2 separate regions of the Mus musculus genome follow, and region 2 is linked to region 1. The links are chromatin loops, found by intact Hi-C in ENCODE. Cell type or tissue: left cerebral cortex. All regions are shown on one strand. Each heading gives the region's core, and the rest is flanking DNA. Links, peaks and the distances in the headings are about the cores only.

Region 1 (3,886 bases), core at 733-3,232:
TCCCTCACTTTCAATATCATCATAGATATTTGACCCATTTTGACTACAGAAACAATTTGTGATAGTTGTCAAAATATTTTCAGGCAAATCTCAAATATGATGTTTCTTCTGTAAGCATTTCACTATATATTTTTAAAAGTACATGCCCTTTAAAAATACCATGCTGTCATTATTTTAGCTGATGAATTTGACAGGAATCCCTCTGTATCGTTAAATATCTAGCCAATGCTCAGTTTTCCTATTATCACAGAAATGGTACTACAGTTTTATATACATATATATCTGTAATATAGTTATACATATATACGTGTAATATATATTTTATATATGTCTATTTGTATCTGTAATATATATGTATATATTACCTTAACTAATACCCACACCATCAGCTGGGTGTGGTAGAGAGCACATATCTGTAATCCCAGCATCCAAGAGGCTAAGTTAGGGAGATCTTGAGGGTGATTGTCCTGCACCATATAATTTGAAGAAAACTTTGTTTCGGAAAAGAAAGAGAAATTTACCTGAGAACCCCATAGGAACTTTTTGCTGTATCTCAAGAATTTTTCTTTTTTAAAAATAATACCTTTTAATGGTTTATTTTTACTTCCTGTGCGTTGGTGTTTGGCGTAGGTGTTGTCCGTGTGAGGCAGTCAGATCTGGAACTGGAGTTGCTGACAGTTGTGAGCTGCCGTGTGGTTGCTGGGAATTGAGCCCAGGTCCTCTGGAACCCAGAATTTTCTTTCTTCCTTCCTTCCTTCCTTTCTTTCTTCCTTCCTTCCTCTCTTTCTTTCTTTGTTTCTTTCTTTGTTTCTTTCTTTCTTTCTTTCTTTCTTTCTTTCTTTCTTTCTTTCTTTCTTTGCTTGCTTGGTTGGTTTTTCTTTGAGACACAGTGTCACTGTGTAGCCTAGGCTAGCCCCAGACTTGCAGCAGCTCTCTGCCCTCAGCCTGTCTAGTACTGGATCATGGACCAGAGCCACCACAGCCACCACGAGTGACCTTGCTTTCAGTCTAGGGACATTTTCTATGTCTCTTTTTATAAAACAAAACAAAACACAGCATTATTTTCTCCCTATGATTATAAAAAAACTAATTATTAGCCATACTGTTTTCCATGGTGATATTTTTAGACCTGCATTTTGAGTGTCCCAAATATATCTCTACATCTCAGTAAGAGATGTATAACTTTTTTTTCCCACCACAAATACCTAGTTTGAAGAATTCACTGTACTCTTAGGTGTGATTGTCTCATATTTAGTATGTTCACAGCATTCAGTGACTAGCATAGAGCAAACTATACATATCTGATAACTGAGTGGGAGCATGAACATTTATTAAAAACGCAGATATATTTATTCTGTATGGTGGGAGTCAGGGGCTTTACAGTACAGATTTAATTTCATAATTGCAGCGAGTAGAAAAACAACAGCAGAATAACATTTACTTTTCACTATATTTTCCCCACACGTAACCACTATATTCCATTCAGTATCAAATACCAAAGGTTATATGGCTGGCCGTTACGTTATGTCTCTTTAAGACAGACACACTACTTCCGGTGAAGCAGTCAAGGCTGAGACATGCAGCATCCCGGGGCTGTAGGAATGTAAGGAAATGTGCTTCCTAGGGTGGGTGGCATGTGGGGGTCCTCGTAAGAAAAGGGTAGCTTTGGTTACATCAGCCTCGTGGGGCCACTAAAATGTGGTAGGCACAGCCCTGGTGAGACTTAGCCATGTTCATCCAGGAAGTGAGCGGCCTTAAATGAAGCCACGTGGGTGGAGCTCCTGCTCAGGAGCATCTGTTATGAAATCCTTGTGTAACAAAGCTATGATTAACACTGTGTTCCTCAAGGGACATTGTTCCTTCAGCGGAAGGCTGATGAATCATACTTAGTGCAGCCTAACCTTTGGATGTAGCTATCTTTTGCATTTGTCTTGCATGCAGTGTTATAGTAGAACGTGTATCAGGCCGGTGGGTTTTTCCCAATTCTGGGGTTTATAGTTGCTAAAGGCATTGATCGATCTGCAGAATGATTCCAAAGTTAATTCCACAATGGCTTTGGGATCATTACAGTTAAAAGATTGTCTTTAATAAAGGATTAATAGTCTACTTTTTTGTTAAAAGTCTAAGTATGTAAGCTGTGCCAGGTTTGATGGCATATGCCCTGTAATCCTAGCAACTGGGAAGTGGAGGTAGAGGGTCAGGAATTTTAAGGTAAACCTAGGCTACATAGGAAGTTTGAAGTCAGCCTGTGCTACAATAAATCCTGGTTCATAAAATAAAACAACCACCAGCCATACTGGGCCATGGACACATTCACTGTATGTTCCTTGCTGTTTCAGAAAATAGTTTCTCCAAGGATCCGTGGAGGGAGGACGTTGTCAGAGTTAAAATGGAGTCACTGGGCATGGTAGTGTTTTCCTGTCAGTCTGGCCTTGACAAGGCTGGAGCAGGGGGATATTAAGTTTAAGGGAAGTCTGGGCTTCATGATAAACCCTTATCTCAAACCAAGATGAAGTTGGTTGTGCCAGCTCTTCCCAAAGTCAAGGGGTTTGAAGAAAATGCTTTTTATGCATGGATAGCTGACAATAAATATGTTCTAACTTTCCTTCATTCCAACCTGTGTTCATCTAAACACAGACAAATTCCACCTCAAACAGAAACTGGGGTGTTGTAACTGGCTTGGCAGAAATGAAGGTATTTTTGAAGAGAAGTGAACAGACAATTCAAACAGTGGACCCCAAAGAAATGGGACGTTTCCCCAGAAATCTCTTGCAGGGAGAAGGAAAAGCCCCCAACCAATGGGGAAACTTGTCTCCCAGTGAGATTTCACACCATCCTAATAATTTGTTAGACCACGCTTTCATCTCGAAGCCTGTTCTGCAAGCCATGTTTGGTCGCCCATCCTCAATAGCCACTTAAAAGAGCCAAATTAATAGTAGAAAACTGAAAATTGAGATTTTTTTTCAATATGACAACATTGTGGAGAAGAACAGAAAGATCCGGTAAACCCTCAGGTCCATCTTTAAGAACCTGAAAGGCCACCATCTTCAGGGTCCCGAAAGGCAATAAAAGTTTAAATAGAAGACAGAGAACATGAACATCTATCTACACAGTGCTGGTCAAGGTGTGGTCCTGCCCACCACTGACCCATCATGTTCTGGGCTTCAGTTACATTTTGTAAGGCCATCTAATTGGAAGAGCTACACCTCTAAAATATCTTCATTTTTATCACTGTCTATCTGAGAGTATATTCTGTGTGCTCAGTGGGCCACACATCACTAAAATAAACTACCTCTGTGGCGCTACCTGTCTGACCTAAGAAAATTAGAATAAGAGAAACGTTAGTAAGCAGTCTCAGACTGAACAGTGAATGTATGCGTTTCAGAAAATACCATGGAACAGATTGCCCTGGTACAACAGATTGCTCTGTTCCATATAGGCAAGACCAAGGACGATAAGGCTAACAGTAGGCAGGGTGGTAGGTGTTGACAATTTTTAGTTCCTCTAAATGATACTATTCCCTTATTTAGCTCTTCCTGGGATGGTCAGAGTTTTCCCCTTTTCCCTATCTAGGAAGTACAGGCATAGGGGATGAGTCATTTTCCCAAGATGGCATGGCTTTCTGGAGTTTGAGAACTCTTCTGGGAGCTGCAGAACTTGAGCCTGACCCTGGGGAGGGAAATGTGGCCCAGATCAGATAATGCTCACTCCTTAGGAAGGGATGCTTCATGAGTGAAGGCCTAGAGGTCAGCGTTATTTGGTTTCCTCTGAATGAATATGGAAACTGGCTTAATTTAATCAGGGGCATTGTGTGGAGAACAATGGAAAATAAAGATGCCCAGGTAAGATGGATATGAACGAGTGCTTCCTGCATCAGGGGGAGTGG
Region 2 (3,886 bases), core at 512-3,011, 72 kb before region 1:
GAAGGGGGCTTGCTGAGCAAGCAATGGGGAGTTGAGTTCAAATCCCCAAGACTCTTGAAAAGCCAGGTCTGGCTCTGTGCCCACCTCATTCCAGTGCTGTGGCTGGCAGAGACATGAAGATTGCTGGAGTGGCTGGCTACCAGCCTAGTTCTAGGTTCAGTGAGAAACCCTGTCTCCAATCAACACCGTGGAGAAGGGCTGAGCAGGACACTCTGGCCTCCGTGAGTACACATGCACACATGCACACATGTACCACACTCACCCATACACACACAAAGCCAGAAAATAATGACCTGTGGTTATTAGGCTTTTAACTTAGGTGCCTGGTGGGTAAAGACATACAACTACCATGCAGTGTGTATATCCCTGTGGTTACTGATATATGAAATATAAATGCAAGGAGTGTGCAGTGTTATTATGGGAGAAATAAAGGACACTGTGCAGGAAGGATCTATTTTGAGGCCACAAGACAGGGTCCTTAATCTCACTGCTCTCCTTCTACAAGGGCATGCATACTTTCCTTTATCCCTGTCTGTGGAATCCACTAATTCTATGGCAAAGAGGAGGTAGAATTATTTTTCAGATGTTTACACATAGATAGTGACAGTCTCCTAGGGTGGGATGCTTTCCCCAGTGGTTAGAGAAGGCAGGTGGTGGGCTGAGGAAACTGTAAGCCAGGCAAGAAGCAGGTGTAACTAAATGTAAGGGAATACTTTTAAAGTTAAGTGACCAAACAGCAAGAGGTTCCAAGCGAGCTGGCCTAGTAGAGCCCATAGGCCGCTGCACCTGTCATAGGTACTGGGCCCTCTTCTTGCATTCAGTATTGTCTCCACGGAACAGCACAGAGGACAGCAGCCAAGGATGTTCAACCAATAAGGACAGCCAAATTTAGGAGTTAACAGGCAGCGTTCCCTCCAGGTTCAGTCCCAATCAAGACAGTTTAAGTTCATGTAACTCAAACCCTTGCATTTTGCAGGAACTGGACCGGTTATGGCAAAGACATGAAGTAACTTTGGAGAGTGACTTTCTAGGGGAAGGCCTTCCTAACCATCCTAGCTTCCACACTGAGTGCCAGGCTGGCCCTTCAACCCCCCTCAAACCCCCCCCCCCCCCCCGTTCCCCAGTAGGAGATCCAATAAAGTAGGGGCACAAGTAATGCCGTCTTTTCAGCTGACTTCGTTCCTTACATTCCTTTGCAGCGGGCGACTTTCCAAGATGAGTTTGTATATGCAGCCTGTGCACAGCGGTTCTGAGCACTTAAGCCACAGGTCGGGAAGGGTCCCCAGGCTTCCGGGGCTCTCTCTGGTCCATCTCCACCCTTCAGGTAGGATGTAGAGTCAGGTCATCTCCTTCCTTCCCTACGGCCACCACCAGCTGGTGGCCAGCTCCCAAGCCAGCGCCCCGTCCACCACTTCTGGTGCCCCACAGTCCCAGCGTGGCCCCGGTGAAAAGCGCGCGCCCTTCGGCGCGATCCCCACGCTCACACGCGCTGCCGCTTGTTGCTCCCCGCAGCCGCGACGTGGGGAAGTGAAAATGAAATTGACTTTTCCGAGAAATGATGAAAGCCGTGCCGGCCGCCAATGAACAGCGGCGGCGAACTTCCGCACCTCCAGGCTGGCGGCTGGAGCCCTCCCTCTGCCTCCACCTCCGGGTTGCACAAGCTTGAAACAAACACTGGGGAGGAAGGGCGGGGAGGGAGGAGGGCGGAGGGGGAGCGAGGGAGGGAGCGGGGCCGGGAGAGGGCGGGGGTGGGGGGGATTTCCAGCCTCGGCTCCTCGCAGTTTCCTCTCCTTGTTTTGCTTTCGATCTGGACTGTTCTCAGGCAAGCCGGGGACTAACTTTTAGTTTTGCTCCTGCGATTATTCAACTGACGGGCTTTCATTTCCATTTTACACACCCTAACAACACTCACACCTTGCGGGATTGTATTGGTAGCGTGGAAAAAAAAAAGCACATTGAGAGGTAACATTTTTTTTTTTCAAATAATAGTTGTGGCTGTGCGTGTGTTTTCTCTCGAGGGCATGTTGACGGGGACAGGAGGAGCTATGTATGTATGTGCGTCCTGATGCTTTGACACGATGTTTTGCAGACGGAAAAATGCCGGGGTTCATAAATATTAATACCGATTTTTGGAGGAAGAGTCGGCGCAGTTATGGATCATCTGATTTTAGGGGAAGCAGGGGTCTGCTGCTGTTGCCGCTGGTACTGGGGCTGCTGAGGCTGCAAAGAGGAGGAGGTAGAGAGGGAGGAGGAGGAGGTTAGTGAAGGTTTAATTTCACTTTTGGATTTGCAGATGAGAAGAGGTGGCTCCATGGACACAGATCTGCTCTGTGTGATTCTGCGCTCCAGGTGTCGTGTGTTGTGGGTACAGGTCCGTTGGAGTCCGGCCTCATTTAAAATAAAATTGGTGTGTGTGTGTGTGTGTGTGTGTTGTATGTGTATGAGTGTTTACAGACACTGTCGCCACCAGGTCCGAGGAAGGGAACCGGGTTCTTCTCGGTGCCCAGCGGCCCTTCTTTCCCGGCGGTCTCTGGTGTAAATAGACTGGCACCCGCGGTCCCTAGATGCCCGTGCCCGGGCAGTGACCACTGTAAACTTGAAGGCTGCCCTAAGGCGGTCCCAGGATGCGCTCGCCCGCGGGGCTTGGGGTCGGGTGACCGGCGTCTGGTGCCAGTGGACACTCGGGCCGGGCGGGCTCCGCGCGCGGCTGGGCGCGGGCCTGGCCGGCGCGCCCGGCTTCCTGGGGACTGGGCCGCCGCCACACGCCAGGAACGTCGCGTCCTCCTCCCCGCCGGCCAGCGTCTGGCCTGGCCTCCGGGCTTTGTCACTGCACTTGTCCCAGCGCGTGAGGCGCCTCGGAGGCGCGTCCCCGGAGGGCTCCGCGCTCAGGGGTCACCCACCCCGGCGCGGCCTAGCTGCGAGTGCCTCCGGGTCCCCGCGGGCGCCCCCGGGGCCGGCCTGGCGCGCTGGGCCCCGACCCGCCTTGGCTACGGAACGGGCGAGGTGTGGGGGCGGGGAACCTCCGGGGACCGAGCGGCGCCCGGCGGGCTAGCATGGGGTTGGGGGTGAGGCTGACGAACGCTTGGGGTCTCCGGGACGTGGTGGGAATGAGTGCCCGCCCTGTGCCCTCCGACCCGCTCCGGGCGCCGGGTGACATTCGCCCGCCGGCCGAACATGGTTGGTGCAGAGCGGCAGCCACCACTTCCTCTCCGCCCCGCCGGCCCGGCTCTCTGGGCGAGCGATGCGGGCCGCGGCCAATCGCGGTGCCCAGCTAGTCCCTGTCGCTCGGCCTTGGGGGCCGGCTCCCCTGAGCGGCCCGGGAAGCCTTCGCGAGAGCTCAGGGCCCCGGCTCCCCGGACGCTGTCCGCTGGGCCCCGGCTCTCGGACCGTTTGCCACCCTCAGTCCCTCGCCCCTTAGGAGCAGGGAAGGGAAGGAGGCTAGTAGCCTCCGCCGCGAGCCAGGACTGTGCTCGGGCCCCAGGTGAGACGCCCGGATCAGTCGGTGGAGGCGAGATCCTTGGTGGTCGGATGTAAATAAGACCCCTGGGATTGGCAGGCCACCTTGTCACTCGTTTGCGAGCGGGTTTGCAGGTCCTTAAGCCCAGTGTGTTTGAAACTTGGGGGACATGTTTCTTGTCCCCTCCTCCCTCCCGCGTGGGCACTCCTTGTCCTTCCTTGGTTGTGTCTGTACCAGGGAGGCAAAGTAGTCCTGGGGTTAGCTTTCTGCCACTCGCCTCCCTGTGGCTGGGACTCCGGGCTGCTCTTGATGAATGGCTCCTGAGGGTGGAGGACAGTTACATTTCCTGTTGTGCATTTTCAGGAATCACGGGAGCTTGGGAGCTTGTTGTCATGCCTGAAGTCATTTATTAGTTTTGTTTGTTGGTTG

What was found. Hi-C counts contacts between places; a loop is a spot of excess contacts. Peaks named below come from ENCODE experiments on the same cell type or tissue, not always from the same donor. Only the 100,000 strongest peaks of a DNase experiment are listed, where the experiment ranks them.
Region 2: a loop joins it to region 1, with 2.4 times the contacts of the local background. A loop is called at or near these places in 5 of 42 quality-filtered maps.

The regions. Positions count from the first base shown.
Region 1 is chr8:46,809,679-46,813,564 of GRCm38, forward strand. All of the region lies in intron 5 of Irf2 (interferon regulatory factor 2), which reads left to right. Among named protein-coding and RNA genes, the nearest start is that of Gm39170, 19 kb to the right of the region's middle. In left cerebral cortex, for the core only: no CTCF peak of the experiment used is centred there; a DNase peak (open chromatin) is centred at 1,774; H3K27ac peaks cover 1,737 bases.
Region 2 is chr8:46,737,975-46,741,860 of GRCm38, forward strand. It overlaps Irf2 (interferon regulatory factor 2), which reads left to right and starts at 1,771. Exons shown (of 9, transcript NM_008391.4): 1 at 1,771-1,962. It overlaps Gm16675 (predicted gene, 16675), which reads right to left and starts at 1,541. Exons shown (of 3, transcript NR_045750.1): 1 at 1,188-1,541. In left cerebral cortex, for the core only: a CTCF peak has its summit at 1,597; DNase peaks (open chromatin) are centred at 840, 1,275, 1,594, 2,207 and 1 more place; H3K4me3 peaks cover 2,307 bases; H3K27ac peaks cover 1,830 bases.